2 separate regions of the Mus musculus genome follow, and region 2 is linked to region 1. Evidence: chromatin loops called from intact Hi-C (ENCODE). Cell type or tissue: heart. All regions are shown on one strand.

Region 1 (8,000 bases):
TCAAGGACTCCACGGAAAACTCCAGTGCTGGTGATGATAATAGAAATTTAGGGCTGGTGAGATGGCTCAGCGGTTAAGAGCACCGACTGCTCTTCCAAAGGTCCTGAGTTCAAATCCCAGCAACCACATGGTGGCTCACAACCATCCGTAACAAAAATCTGATGCCCTCTTCTGGAGTATCTGAAGACAGCTAGAGTGTATACACATATAATAAATAAATCTTAAAAAAAAAAAAAAGAAAAGAAAAAAAGAAAATTAAAGCATTTGCCTGTTAGGAGGCTTTTCCATGTGCACGTAGCACTTTCTGGACATTGGGTTTTGTCAGATTGCAGCCTCTTCCCCAGTCAACAATGACCATGGCACACACAGTACAGTACACACGGAAAACTATATGTAGTCTAGCTGGGCGTGCTGGCACAGGCTTGTAAGTACGTGGGGATGCTGAGGAAGAGGATTATAAATCAGCCTGGGCTACACAAGACCGTGTCAAACAAAATAGAACAACTGGCGTCTAGTATACCTGGTACTCAAGACACGCCTGTGTTTAAACAGGAGTCTGCAGTGCTGGGACCTCAAGAACGCTCTCTGTTATCAAGCCACAGCCCCGCCCCCAGCACAGCACCCTAGAGAGCCGAGACAGAGGATGTTGGCTTTTGCTTTTCTTTCCATGGTTCCAATTATCTTCCCAGAAAGCCTCCTGACCAGCGTACTTCCCATCAGAAGCATTAAGACATTATTAATTAATCCTTGCTAGGCCTGAGATGATAATCATTGCTGTCACATGTCCCTGTGAAACTAATGTTGCCTTACTTATAAAGTCCCAGTGTTATTAAAATGACCTATAAAGCTTTGTCCACGGGCATATTTTGGGAGCTGCAGAGTTCTGTATGCCCTAGTTTTTGTTTGTTTATTTATAACACACAAACTATTTAGTATAACCACATAAATGAAAAAGCTTACTCATTGAAAAATCTTGCTATAATATGACCCACCTTACAAGTATATGGGATTTTTTTTTTTTTTTTTTTTTTTTTACTACGGGAGGGGTTGTTGTTGTTGTTGTTATTCTCTGTTTGTTTGGGTTTTATTATTATTTTGTTTTGTTTTGTTTTGTTTTGTTTTTTTGAGACAGGGTTTCTCTTGTACAGCCCTGGCTGTTCTGGAACTTACTTTGTAGACCAGGCTGGCCTCAAACTCAGAAATCTGCCTGCCGCTGCCTCCCGAGTGCTGAGATTAAAGGTGTGCGCCATCACGCCCAGCTATTCTTTGTTTTTTTAGACAGAATCTCACTATATAACCCTGAACTCGGGCTGGAGAGATGGCTTAGCAGTTAAGAGCACTGACTGCTCTTCCGAAGGTCCAGAGTTCAAATCCAACCACATGGTGGCTCACAACCATCCATAATGAGATCTGATGCCCTCTTCTGGGGTGTCTGAAATAGCTACAGTGTACTTACATATAATAAATAAATCTTTTAAAAAAAAACAAAACCTGAACTCTCTATGTAGTTCAAGCTGGTCTTGAACTCACAGAGAAACACTTGCCTCTGCCTCCTAAGTGCTGGGGTTAAATGGTACACCAGCACTCCCCACCTCTTTGCTTTTTTTTTTTTTTAAACAGGCTTTCAACTAAGTTGCCTAGGCTAGATTTGAACTTGGGTTCATCCTGCTTCATCCTCACAAATACTAAGATTTCAGGTTTTCTTGTTCAGCCTCCATGACACTTGTCATGGTTGGAATATCTGATCGTTCTCAAAACTCATCTGATGAAACCCTCCCCCTTGGAGGCGACGGTGTCGCGAGTGTCCTTAGGAGGGGTTGAAGTCATGTGGGCTCCATTCTCACAACTGGGGTTAATGCCCCAATTAGAAAGGCCCGAGCCTGTGTAGTCATACACCCCTGGTACCTCAGGCGTTACAGGCAAAGGCAGATCAAAGCAAGTTCTGCTCCAGCCTTACAAACAGACAGTGTCAACATGGGACTACATGGACATGTACGTTTCTGTATAGCAAAGGAAGCCATCAGCAGAATTAACAGGCAGCCCACAGAATGGGACGAAATCTACCAGCGGCACTTCAGACAAGGGGCTGATAGCCAAAATGTATGAAGGATTGCAGAAATTAAATACCAAGGGAATGAAACTATTTAAAAAAAAAAAGTCTTCAATATCGATAGTCAGATTAAAAGTATTTTAAGATACCTCCTCACCCCCCCTCAGAATGGCTCTCATCAACAAATCTGACAAAAAAAAAAAAAACAACAAAAAACAAAAACCCATTGGAGACATGCAAAAAGAAAGAGCTAAGCGGGGGTGGTGGTACATGCCTTTAATCTCAGCATTTGGGAGGCAAAGGCAGGTGGATATCTGTGAGATCAGCCTGGTCTACAGTCAGAACTGTAGAGAGACTGTGTCTCAAATAAATAAATAAATAAATAGATAAATAAATATGAATACAGATATTGGGAAATTGATTTGGAGACTTCTCAAAAAAATAAAAATAGAACTACACATGATCCAATTATTTCCTTCCCGGGCATATATCCAGAGAACTCGGTGCCCTGCCATAGAGATATTTGTACGCCTGTTTATTGAACTTTATTCACTATAGCAAAGAACTAAGATCAACCTAGTCCATCAAAAGATAGAAAAATATTAAACTCTCGGAACACTTAAGTCATGCAGTTTCAATATTTATTGTAGACTCTCAAAAAATTGTGTCTTAGGGAATAGAGACAGACAGAGGGGCTATCCTGGGTTACATTTGGAGTTCAAGGCAGTTCAGTTTGGGCTATAAAGTGAGTGAGGCCTTGCGTCAAAACAAAAACAAACAAACAAACACCTTTAAAACGGTTTCTTTAAAATGACTTTCTAAGTATGTTTTGTTATTTTATGTGTAATGGTGCTTTGTCAGCATGTTATGTGTGAGCACCCTGTGCATGCCTAGTGATGGCTGAGGCTGGAAGAGGACGCTGGATCCTCTGGGACTGAGTTACAGAGGTTGTGAGCTGCCGTGTCCCCTGCAGGAGCAACTTTGAGTGCCCCGAACCACGCTCCAGCCCACCGTGCTTAGCTCAGGTTGTAGTGCTTAGCTCAGGTTGTAGGAGGTTTCCGGTGCTCCCTCCGTCAGCTTTACCCTCACAGGCCACACAGAAGCCCCTCGCCTCTATCAACAAAGGCAGAATGTGCCCAGGGAAACTGGCCTGGCTGCCAGCCACTGATCCTAGGGTTGAATGGTACTTTCTCAGCTAGGCCTGTTTGTCACTCTGATTCCCACAATGTTCCTTTATCCTGATTGACCACCGAAACGGCTTCTCTGGTACTAGGGTTAGAAGAGATAAATAAATGTGAGGTTGCGCGTGGCAAAAAACCGGAAAGCTGTTTTTTGTTTGTTTGTATGTTTGTTTTTAAATTGCATATGTATGCCCCACCCCCACCCCCCTGTGGCAGGGTTTCACACTAGCTCGGGCTTGCGGGCGGGGAGGGGGGTTAGCGGGAGTCATTCTGTAGCTCAGGTTGGTAGAGAGATTCTCTTACGTAATGGAATTATGGGATTATGAGAGTGAACCATCATGCCTGGCTTTTTTCTTTATTTCTTTACTATTTTTTTAATTTCTGAGAGAGAAAATTCTTGGCAGTCTAGTAAATGTAGCAACAGATGAGATGGGAGCTGGGGGTGGGGGGTGGGGGGGGGAACATGGCGCCTTCCCCAGCCCCCATCTTCTTCCAAAATCGGGTCTTGATTTGTAACACTGGCTGTCCTGGAACTTGCTACGTAGTTCAGAATAGTCTCAAATTCACAGTGTCCTTTAATCATCTTTTTCATCAATAAGAAAAATTTGACCGACCAAGATGCACTTCAGCTTCTTCCGCTTCGTCTCCCCCCACTCCTTCCTTCACCTAGGAACTTGTTCTCGTCCCTATGGCTCCATCTGCTGCTGAGACAAGGAACTGCACATCACCCTTCTCACCAGGACAGTTCAACGCTTCACGAGGGCTGGGAAATAACGCCCCCTGTTGGTGGACTGTCGGACCAGACTCCTCCAGGCTTGAGGAGAAAGTAGCTTTTGCTGCTCGCTGCTGTGTTAAGGACACTCCCAGCTTTCCTTCATCTTATGATGTGTTTAACTAACAACACACACACAGCGTTACAGACACCTTCCTCAATGGCATTGAAGTGTGACGTTCTGGGAAAGGTTTTGATGTTTAAGTGCTAAACCATAGAATTCAAATGCGAAACTTGAATTCTATCCCTACAACCCATACAGAGCAGAAAAAGGAAGCAGACTCTCACCCAAGTTGTTCTGACCTGCACATGTGCACCAAGGCACACATGGCCTACCCCACACACAACTGAAAAGATTTCAACAATGTAAAATCCGAGTCAATGAGCCAGCTTGTCCCGGTGACAAGTGCTCAAGAAAAATGATTGGAAAGAGGAGTTACTTGGCTTATGGTTTCAGATGCAGGGCTGGCTGAACCATTACACTGGACCTGAGCTGAGGCAGAGTATCATGGCAATGGGAGTATGCGAGTGGCACCCATTCTCCAGACTGGGGTCCCACTCACCTGAACCCCTGGGCCAGAGCAAACCCTGTTTCCCCAGTTCTTACACATCTACCCTGATCCATTCCTACTTTGACCCAGACCCCCCCCGCCCCCGCCCCCCCCCCATCAGCTCTCACCTCCTGCCTTAAACCTACTCTATTTGCTGCTTTCTTGTTGTCCTGATAAAATACCACGACCAAAAGCTACCTATGAACAGAATGGTAGAACCAGAGGCACAGAACCCATTGTGTCAAGGGAGCACGGCAGCAAGCTGCAGGTATGGCGGCCTGGGCAGGAAGCTGAGAGCTCACATCTTCAACTGCAAGCACAAAGCAGAGACGGTGAACTGGTAACGCAGTGAGGCTATGTGTAACAGGCCTCCAGACCTTAGCACAACTGACGCCATGAAGGAAGTGCCATTCAGGCCATAAGACTCAGCATGTTGACAGTACCACCCACCAAAACTAAAACAAAGACCTCACCATCAAAGTCTATAGTTCTGGGAATGTCTCTAAATTTATTAACTCTGTTTCTTTTGGCTTCTGTAGTTCTGCTTTTGGCTAACTGAAGTATGTCAACCCAGAACATGGTTTAGAGCTTAAAAGCGCATCCTGAGAGAGACTTGGGGATACAGTGGGGTCTTGGACACCCAGTGTAGTAGCCTGAGGTTAATAAAGACCTTCTATTGGTTTAAACCTTTGACCTAATAGTCTTGTATGAGCTCCCAAAGTTCACCAGAGTCCTGTTTCCAGGGTAGAAACCAAAGCAGTGGATGTAGCTGATGGTTGGAGACTGAGTATGGAGTGGCCCACAGCATAAAGTTGTGTTTTCTTCAGCTATGTCAGCCTCCTTGAATGATCCTAAGCAGAGAAAGCAGTTTAGCCTCTGCTGCTCATCTTGGTAGCAGACTGAGGTTGAGGCCTCACCTTAATACTGACAGGCACTAGGGACTTGGAATGTGTTCTGCTGCAGTGGAAGGCCACAGATATCTCTTCTTGTCCTGGCTTTTGTTTGGGTAGTGTGGTGAAGGAAAGAGGCAGGAGGCTAGCCAGCTCTGTTAGCATCCATCTAGCTCCAGCTGGAACCGCTGTTGCTATAGGCAACCATAGGCTGCCATAGGCATCCCCCTCATCCTCTTCTACCAAGTACCTAGTTCTGCTGTACTCCAAGAGGTCCTGAGTGCTTCCAGGAGTTCAACAGGCATCCTGACACGTGCATAAGCAAACACTTGAACTCCTGTGGAAGCAATTACGGGCAGCGGAGGTGGGCGTGATGGTCTTCTTCAGGGGCACCCACAGTTGTGGGCTCAGCGGACTTGCTTGTTCTTTGTTTGGGAGCCACTTCCGTGTGATGCTGGCAAAGGTTGCACACCGGCAGCTGCCTTTTTCTCTTCCGGCACCTATGGGCTGCGGGTGAAGGGCAAGCATGTTTTTAGGTGCTCTGCCTTCCGGCTCTTGTGGGATCAGGAGGGGAGAGGTCATTTGAATGTTCAGCCCATGTGGAGGAACTGGACAAGCACTTGGGATGGGTTAACAGCCAAAGGCTCCATCACAGGGTACACGCATGGGGATTTCCTGTTATAAGGCTTGGCTTGCAGCTGGCGTTCTGTTGCGTTCTCACAGAGCAATACCATAGTTCACAGGGTTCACGGGGAAGTCATCTGAGAACTGTGTGGGCTGGAAAGAGCATCTCAGATTGTGGGGTAGTGGGCTGCGCACAGACAGCTTCAGTCGAGCAAAGGTCTGGAACCCCGGGGATTCCACTCCGACCCGACTCAGTGCAAAGCGGCTCAGAGTCGCACTCGCTTCACTTCGCCAGAACCCAAGCACCAGTCCTGGCCAGAGATCTCCGTGGAAAGCCTCTGGAATGCAGGCCCACATCAGATGGTATCCCCTTCTATGGAGAACATTCAGAGCATTGCTAGCGAGGGCATAATCTAACAGAAGGCTGACTTACAGATAAAAGAAACCATATTGGTCAGCTGATCACTGAAAGTCCAGAAGTCATGTGAGACATAGAAGTCACCTTTAGTGAGGCAGTTTATATACAATTCCCCCATTTTGTACAGATCTGCTACCTGTCTGCGGGGAGGGGGGGGGATCTAACTATGTAGCCCAGCCTGGCTTGGAACTCACTCTGCAAACCAGATTGGCTTCCACATCCCCCGTGCTGGGATCGAGGGGTCACAACACCACCCTGAGCTCCGTCTGCTCTTTTGGTTAGTTGTATTCCCTGGTTATTTCTTTCAGTGCTACTGCATCATATAGTGAACTGCACAGCTTCATAACTCACAGCATAACACAGAGCAGAGGAATGAAAGGGAGAGGGAGAGAGGGAGGGGGAGGGAGAGGAGGAGGGGGAGGAGGGGGAGGGGGAGGGGGAGGGAGAGATCCAATGGGCTAGGCCAGAGGGGTGTTAGGGGACTCATGGGAGAGAAATGGAGTATTGAATAGGACTTGCCTTGGCATATGTGCAGTTGTTGTTGTTGTTGTTGTTGTTGTTGGTGGTGGTGGTGGTGTGTGTGTGTGTGTGTGTGTGTGTGTGTGTGTGTGTATGTGTGTTGGGGATGGAACTCAGGACTTCAAACCTGCCAGGTAGTGTTGCACTGGTGAGCTATGCCCCCAGCCTGGGTAGGGTAGAAGGCCAGAACCCCTCGGCTACTTATCTCCCAGATTGTTCTCCTCCTGTCATTCTTCAACCTAAACATCCGTGGGATCAGCAGAGGCTCTAATGAGCTCTGTCTAGTTAAGGTATAACTCTGGACACATCTCGCTGCCCGAGGTTAGTAGACGAAAAGATCCAGAGCCTGGGGACAGTGTGTCTGGAAGACTCCTCAAACTTCTGATAAGCAGGAAGCTTCCCCATGACATCACCCAACCCCGGGATGCTTTGTGATCAGGACCCTCGCTCACCCAGGAGGACTGTACAATGTCTCTGGCCAAAGCCCAATCCATGCAGACAGATTTGGACGCTTTCCATCTGGCAGGGTGTGACCATGGGTGTTCACCCTTTCTGTCCTTGATGCTGTCAGACGTTTTGTTACTCTCTGTCTTCTAAATAAACATGGTTATTAAATCCAAGGATGATATTTTATAAGGACTCTAACAAAAAATAAACTAAGGGGCAGAAGATTTCCTTAGAGTCTTCTGGGTTCCGTAGTTCAGATGAAATCCACTGAGTGTTTAACTGCACAGAAATCCAACAGAAAAGAAATCACATGAAAACCTAAAACCATACCCATAAAGTCTCACCAACATGGTGCCTAAGCATGAACTGAACTGGGAGACACAAACACATATGACAAAGTAGCATTAACCCTAAAGAACTGCAGGCTACTGAAGAAATCTGAGAGCAGGAGAGGCGGCCCTCCCCAGGGAAGAGCACTGTCCAGGACCAAACGCTCAGCTCTGAAAACATGCGTACAGGTGACATCATACAGACCGAGAAGGTCATAT
Region 2 (8,000 bases), 200 kb before region 1:
TATCTCATCATTTTTATCTTGTGTATGTAGTGTCCTTAAATAAACAAATTTTCAATAAATGATACATGGCAGCAGTTTCCTTCATCCTTGATCCTTAATCCCTCTCCAAAACCAAGTCTAAAGAATTCTTGAATTTGCTGGTCTCCAAACAACACTAAAACCTAACCTCACTGGCCAGGTGTGGTAGTGAAAACATTGAGTCCCAACAGTTGGGCAGCACATCTCCAGGAGTTTGGAGCCACGGGGCTCTACTGTGAGACCCTGTGTAAACATGCATAAAACCTCACACGTTTTCATTTACCTAACCAGGTGAATGTATCTTGCATGCTAAGAATCAATGTTTATTTCTGAAGATGAGAAGATTAAAGTTCAAGAAGTGACTTTCCTACAAAATAAAAGGTTAAACGTATTTGCTTTTATGTTATTAGGGGGAAGGGCAAAGGTTTTCTTTTCTTTTCTTTTTTTTTATTTATGCATGTGTACACAGGTGATTGTCAAGGCCAGACAGTATCAGATCCCCTGGAACTGGGGTTACAGCAGTTTTGAACCTCCCACTGTATGTGCTGAGAATGGAACCTAGGCCCTCTACAAAGAGCAGCAGTGCTCTTAACCATTGAGCCACCTCTGCAGTCCAGTTCTTGTTTCAGAGGTTCAGATAGAGCCTCCTGTAGCCAAGGATAGCCTTACACTCCTGATCCGCATATACCTCCATCTCTCACGTGCTGAGATCAGAGGTATGTGTCACCACTCGCAGCTGCAAACTTCATTTTTTACTTTTCAGTCACTATTCTGAAAGAGTGAGTAACGACAGGATGCCCCTTGGATAGTAAGAAATATCAAAATAAGCATAGGAAACAAAAAAATTAAGAAACTGCTTTAATGGGATGCTGCAGTGACCTGATAAGAGGATAAAGGGTATGAAATAAATGAGACTGTAGACAGAGGCGGGGAGGCTTGAAGTCAAAGAAAAACAGAAGACTTCAATGTACCTTAGCCCCTAGAGAGACTCCTTTACTTAGCAGTTCAGCCATTGCTAGCTTATGTGATTGGGTTAGTTGGATAATCCAATATCTTCTTTTTAAATGTATTATCCATGTATGTATATGTGTGTGAGCCATGCCCTAACACATATGTGGCAGGCAGAAGACAATGTGTAAAGTCACATGGATTTGGGAGATCAGATGCTGGTTTTTCAGCCCTCACAGTAAGCACTTTACCTGAGATGGGCTCCAATTTCTTTTTCCAGTGAGCATTTGCTGAGTGCCTACTAGGTGCAAGACACTATGCTGGTCCTTCCAGTCCCCACAGATACAGTTTAACAAGACTTCAGGCTATTCATTCCACCCTGGAGCTCAGAAGACTGGACAGTAAAGCAGAGATAGAGATGAACATAAAGTGCTATGGAAGTCCGCAGAGAGCTGGCCTGAACCAAAGACTCAGGTAGAGCAATGTGTAAGCTAAATCATAACGTGGTACCTGTGACTACCATCATGCTGAGTTTCAGTCATGGTCAATGTGAGATCTGAGTGGCAACTCCTTTACCAAAAGATATACAACTCGTAGGGCCCACTGCACAGGTCTGTACAAAACAACTCATCAATGATGAATGACCCTCTGGTTAGGAAGCAAAATGGAGATGTGGAGAAGGTAACTTTCCAGCAAGAGAAAAACCATGAAGGTATGTAGGTCAGAAAAGGGATACTACTAGTACTGTATTTTTATAACGATTTAGTTACCCTATACTCTTTTATTTAACTCTCAAAAAAAAACCTGTGAAGGGGTTGGGGAAATGGCTCAGTAGTTAAGAACACTTGTTGCTCCTGCAGAAGACAGGGGTTCAGTTGCCAGCACCCAGATGATGGTTCACCAACATCAGTGACTCCAGTTCCTGGAGATCTGATGTCTCACAACATCACTCTGACCTCTGTGAGCACAAGGCATACCCACTCATACAGACAGACAAAACACCCATACACATACCTCTAAAACAAATAAAAACCTGTGAGGTACACAAGACGTGCACAGTCTTCTCACGCTACTTCTCCTGTTTTACAAATGAGAACCCTTAAGGCCTGGGGAAGAAAAACATTGATTGGCTCATAAATTACACAGCTATTTAGTGTCGAGGGCTCAGACCTAAAGAGTTTTCAACACAAATCCCAGCGAATTCTCTTTGAACTCCTTAACATCCTACAACAGCCCAAAACCTCAATCACTGGATTACAAGGTTGTCAGGCCTTACAAGAGGAAAAAAAAAAAAAAAAAAAAAAAAAATGCTGCACTGACTCTGGGAAAGCTCTAAGAGAGGTGACTGGATTGATAGGAAGGCAGAAATCCCTACATAATCAATGTGTGGGGGGGAGGGGTACACACACACAAACAAAATGAAAACACGCAATAGCTCATCACTGGAATACAAGATCTTAACGTGTGCCTACTGCGCCCCCCCCCCCCAAAAAAAAAAAAAAACTAAAGGATGATGACACTTGGCGAGAATGACAACAGTATCAATTAAAATAGATCATCTAAACAGTGGACAGCAAAACTACCATTCCGGACAAGTGTCAGGCGGGATCAGAAGCGCGGGGGGAGGGGGGGGAGCGTGCCGTGTGCGTGTGCGGACGCGCGCGTGGAGGATTACAAGCCAAAGGTCGCAGCAAGAGTAACAGATGGAGCAGGCATGAATGGATTGCGGATGACGAGGAGCAGACGATGTCTCAGGGGGAGGGATGGGGAGGAGAGGTGGAAAGACGCATGACGGCAGGAAGAAAAGAAAACAAAATCAGAGTTCCAGCAAAACAGAAAAGTAGACGGAGCCGCCGGCAGCCCGGGTGGCAGGCTAACTACGGCGGCAGCGGCTCGAGCCGATGGCTGCTGCCCAAGGACACAACCGTCACCCCGGCGGGCGCCGGCTGCAAATCCCCCTGGGTACCTGTAACCGCGGTTGGAGGCCCGCGGCGGAATCCGGTAGACGCTGACGTCGGGCTTCACACACAGCACGGACTCATATTCCAGCTCTGCCGCCATCTTGGCTCCGCTAGCGCCGCGGGGGCGGGGCACGGGTGGGGGCGGGCTGAGACGCCGACGGCTTCCTTCGCGTCACTTCCGCTCGGGTACAGCTTCGAGGTTAACCTCTAGGCGGCGCAAAACCTGTTACAATCTGGAAACGCTGATGCGCCTGGCTCGCCATCTTGAGTAACGGCAAAGACAGGCTCAGTGGTAGAGCACTTGCCTGCCAAGGCCTCGGGTTGGGCTCTTTCCCCAGCGAAAAATTAAAAATAAGAATTCAGTTCTCTTTTACCTACCTTCAAACGGTAACCAGAAAAAAAAAAAAAAAAAGTCACTGAATATACGAAAACAAAACAGAGGTTGGACAAAATGAATCTCTGCTTTCTCATTCTGTTCTCATAAGCAAGTGTCCAATGCATAATCTATTAAGTGCTACCATGGGGTTGTTTTGTTTTTTTGCAATTTTGTAGGTTTTGTTGGTGACTTCTCCATATTAAAATGACTGATTACAGTGCTAAATGCTATCTAGCATCCCTCAGCATGAGTAGCCCAGCTGGCTACACATCACGATGAGTACTAAACAGCTCTATCCACAAATATGTTCTTTGTGCACTCGCAAATAAATGTAAGCTTACAACAGTGTAACTTAGAAATGTTTTAGATGGCACTGACTTCAAGTGGCAAAACCAAGTCTGATCTTATCTTGTCCCCCCCAAAACACCAGTAGCAGCCTCTTTCATTGCATTCTATCGACTGGTTGACTTTTACTTCTGATTGGTCTGCTTTGCCTAGCAAAGCCAGTTCAACAAGAATTAGACTTTAGGGTTGGTGAGATGGCTCAGTGGGTAAGAGCACCTGACTGCTCTTCCAAAGGTCTGGAGTTCAAATCCCAGCAACCACATGGTGGCTCACAACCATCCATAACGAGATCTGACTCCCTCTTCTGGAGTGTTTGAAGACAGCTACAGTGTACTTACATATAACCAATAAATAAATCTTTAAAAAAAAAAAAAAAAAAGAATTAGACTTTAATTGGCTGGTAAGGATGTAGAGACTGGCTACGGTTGCCAGGACTATAAATTGATCCAACGCTGCTTTGAAGGGACATTTAGCAGAACTCTCCAAATATTAAGTGGGTGTAGCCTTTAACAGTTCCACTAGCTTTTTGTTTGTTCATGTCTGTTTATTTGGAGACAGAGTTTCAATGTAGTCCAGGCTGGCCCTCATCTCATTATGTACTAAAGAATGACTTTGAACTTGTAATCCTCCTGCCACCATAGTACTGGAATTACAGGCATGTGTCACCACACTCTTTTCTTTTCTTTTTTTCAGTGTTTTGGATCACATCCAGGGTTTTGTGAGAACTAGGCAAGCATTCTATCAATTTAGCTACATCCCCAACCAAAAACTTTTTTTTCTATCATATACTTCTCCAACACATGTTATAAAGAGAATACATACACTGTGGATGGAGACATAAAAAAGAAAACAGACAGAAAAAATGGTCTTTTACTGGTTTCCTATTTCTAAACCTATGATCTCAACGGAAGCCTCGGTCATGTTACTATACCGCATTGAACTCTTTCGTTTCCTCTTTCTGGATCAGCAGTGCTGACAATCCCTTACTGAGGCCCCAGCCCCTGGTTCACCTTTCAAGTGCTATGTATTTTTTTCTCCCCAAATCTGGTCATCCTAGAGACTTCTGGTTTCACATAGTTAACTCTCCCTAATCTTACACTCCTTCTTGCCACATGTAAGGTATGATATACGATAACCACCTGCAGCTTACTCCAAGAATTTGTAGTTTGTTTAGTATTTTAAAACCAACAAACATAATACGGGATATTAGCAAAATAATGAGGAAATACACACTGGCCTCTTCTACACGTGCAGCACACCATTTTCCATGGTCTTACAGTGTCCTCTCTGATTTAGATGGCCATATTATCCTAATTTTCCTGGTGGTGGTTTGTTTGTGGCAGCATCCCATTCTCTTGGCCAGGCTTCTCCTGTTTCTGCTTCCTAAGTGCTATTACAGGTGCAAGCACACTCACCTCCATATTTAGTTCTACTTCTGAACATGTATGTCCACATATGTTTCTCACTTACTCCTTAGTAAGATCTTGAAGTCTAATTTAAATATCACTGTCTCTGGGATTTGTTCCTCATCTTCTGTTTGCTTGCTTGTTTCTTTTTAATGTACGAGTGCTTGTCTATGGGTACCACAGAGACCAGAGGAAAGCACTGGATTTCCTCAAGGTGGAGTTACAGATGATGATGCTTAGAACCAAACCCAGGTTATGTGGCATGGCTTGGCTCTTCCCTTCTTTCCTCCTTTATTCCCCTTTGAGCATCAGCTGAGGTTCTACAGCTCCCCTGGTCGGATGTTTTTCTTTTAAACCAATAATACCGTCCTGTGCTTCCATCTGAGTCAGCCCTTAAATTCTTATATTATGAGGTACCCTAAAGGAGTTCCCAGTTGCCCCCGTATCACTGGTCTTCAGCACAATTTCTAGTATATCGTAAGAACTGTAGATATATTTGTATTATATTATCATTACGACCTGGTTAGCATTTGTTCAAATCTCAATCAAAATAATTAATAATGCCTTGACTGTGACATTAATCCCAGCACCCAGGAAGCCCAGGCCAGCAGAACTTGATGAGTTTAAGGCCGGCCTGGGCTATGTAGTGAACACCTGCCTGATTGGGGAATGGGGGGATGTTAGGGTGCCTTAACTAGAATTCACTTCTACCCACCACTGGAGGACAAGTAGCTTACATAGCTCACAGGTTCAGATTAGCTGCTGAAAAAAAAAAATCTCTCTTCTGTGTGACTTCCCACGTGTATGTGATTTAGCCACGTTGTAGGAAAACACTTTTCTTGGAAATGATGTCACCTTGCCCATTTCAAACTGTGATTACTTTTAATGCAATGTAACCATGAAAATGAGTCACATATTTATTTACTTTTTCAATCATCTTTACCCACACATAAAAAGTTATTTTTAACAAGTTTATAAATTCTGCCTTACACCTTTGTCCAGAACAACATTATCAATGGTATTTATTAGGGTATAATATCCCTAACTCTTGAGGCTGGAGAGATGGCTAAGCAGTTAAGAGCTACTTTTCCAGATAGACCCAGGTTCAATTCCCACCACCCACATGGCAGTTCACAGCTGTCTGTAACCCAATTCCAGGGGATCCAACACCCTCACACAGACACACATGCAGGCAAAACACCAAAGCTCATAAGATAAAAATAAACCATTTTTAATAAACTGGCCTCACACAGGATTCTCAGAGATCCATCTGCCTCTGCTTCCTGATTGCTGGGATCAAAGGCATGTGCCACCACACCTGACTTGTCTCATAATTTTTGAAGTAATATTTTTCACCACATGGCACTATACCATCTGGGCAGCACACAAGATGCTAGTTACAGAATCGTGTACATAAACTTTTCATGTAAAATAAGCCAAAAGTTATTTCTCAAGTATAAAAAGTGTAGAGTCTTTTTCCAAGGTGTTGTCGGATCCTCTGAAGTTGGCAGTCACATTAACCAACACAACATTCTATGTGTAGACTTAGCTACACATAGAAAACTTAGAAGGGGACACACAGCCAGCGTCTGTAACCAATTGGGAAACGCATTTGAAAAGAGACCATGAAAACGAAACTTAACTCCTCTTTAAGCATGTCTGCACAGGATCTTTACGGTATACATGTACTAGATGTATAATTCAAAATACTTTTAGTAGAAACCTGGACCTGCAAGATGGATGAGTGGATACCTCACCTGCCATGCAAGTCCAATGACCTAAGTTCGACCCTTAGAGCCCACAGTAGACAGCTGCAGACAATGACAGCCAGCCCTGTGCTTCACAGCACAGCCGAAACAAGAGAGACCCTGCCTCAAAAAGGTAGAAAGAGAGAAGCAACTCTTGAAAGCTGTCCTTTGACCTTCCCACACAGGTCATCTCACACACACACACACACTAAAATTAAACAAATGAACAATTCAACAAGTACATGTAGGAAACATGACATCAGCCCTAGCATAGGTCCATGTAATGTAAATTAAACAGTGGAGAGTGTCACCCATTGACCTAAGTGTAGCCACTCTTACTCCTTACACACGAATATTGTGCTGTAGTTACTGAGTCAGGTTAAACTAGCCCAGCCTGCAACTCTCAGTTGATAATCTCTAAATCTGAGGAGTAATTTGTTTGTTTGCTATTCTCAACATCCTGAGCAGCACATGGGACCTGACAAGTATTTAGCCAGGAGCTCAAAATGACTTTGAGTCCCAGTCCTTTGAGTCAAACCCATCTTTGCCTATGTGGAGAAAACGAGATCAGGTCATTAAAAAGCCGAAGACTCGGTCTCAGTTGGGGACACTGGCTTAAAGTTGAAAATGAGAAGTTAGGATTCCGTTTCCTGACGATTTCAGGGAAACCTGTCCTCTTGCTCTGCTGCAGCGACTGCAAAGGATGATTCAGACCCAGGAGGCTTGAGGCTGTGATTCACCCTCAAAGAATCCCCATAACAAAAATGTGAGGCATGTCTCAAGCGCTAGCTGCAATTAGAAGAGTAAGGCACTAAGCCTAGCGTTTGCTTTTCACACCAACTGTAGCCATTCCTTACTATGCCATGAAACTGGTGGAGTCGGAGTAAGGGTGCGTCATTAAGAAAATATGTCTTTCCAGAGTAATGCTTGCTGCGTGAACAGTCTTGCGCGCTGTGGTTCAGAGCTTTGATTATCAGGAAAATTCTTTTAAATGTTCTTACTACATTTATTTATGCGTGTGTGTGCCCACATGCGTATGTGTGTTCTGGGCCTTACGTTCAGAGGTCAGAGGATAACTTGCGGGGAATTACTTCTTTCATTTCTCCATGTGGGTTCTGGGAATCAAACTCAATTTGTCAGACTTGGCAGCAAGTGCCCTTACGCACTGAGCTATCATGCCAGTCCTACAATAGAGTTT

The links. Hi-C counts contacts between places; a loop is a spot of excess contacts. Peaks named below come from ENCODE experiments on the same cell type or tissue, not always from the same donor. Only the 100,000 strongest peaks of a DNase experiment are listed, where the experiment ranks them.
Region 2: it touches region 1 in a loop (2.1-fold over the local background); 7 of 42 quality-filtered maps call a loop at or near these places.

What each region holds. Positions count from the first base shown.
Region 1 is chr6:122,665,562-122,673,561 of GRCm38, reverse strand. No RefSeq gene overlaps it. Among named protein-coding and RNA genes, the nearest start is that of Nanog, 38 kb to the left of the region's middle. In heart, a CTCF peak has its summit at 3,952 (motif pointing left); a DNase peak (open chromatin) is centred at 3,951; H3K4me3 peaks cover 1,014 bases; H3K27ac peaks cover 749 bases; H3K27me3 peaks cover 428 bases.
Region 2 is chr6:122,869,596-122,877,595 of GRCm38, reverse strand. It overlaps Necap1 (NECAP endocytosis associated 1), which reads right to left and starts at 3,039. Exons shown (of 8, transcript NM_026267.3): 1 at 2,933-3,039. The coding sequence starts at 3,027. In heart, a CTCF peak has its summit at 3,141; DNase peaks (open chromatin) are centred at 3,085 and 4,615; H3K4me3 peaks cover 1,971 bases; H3K27ac peaks cover 1,021 bases.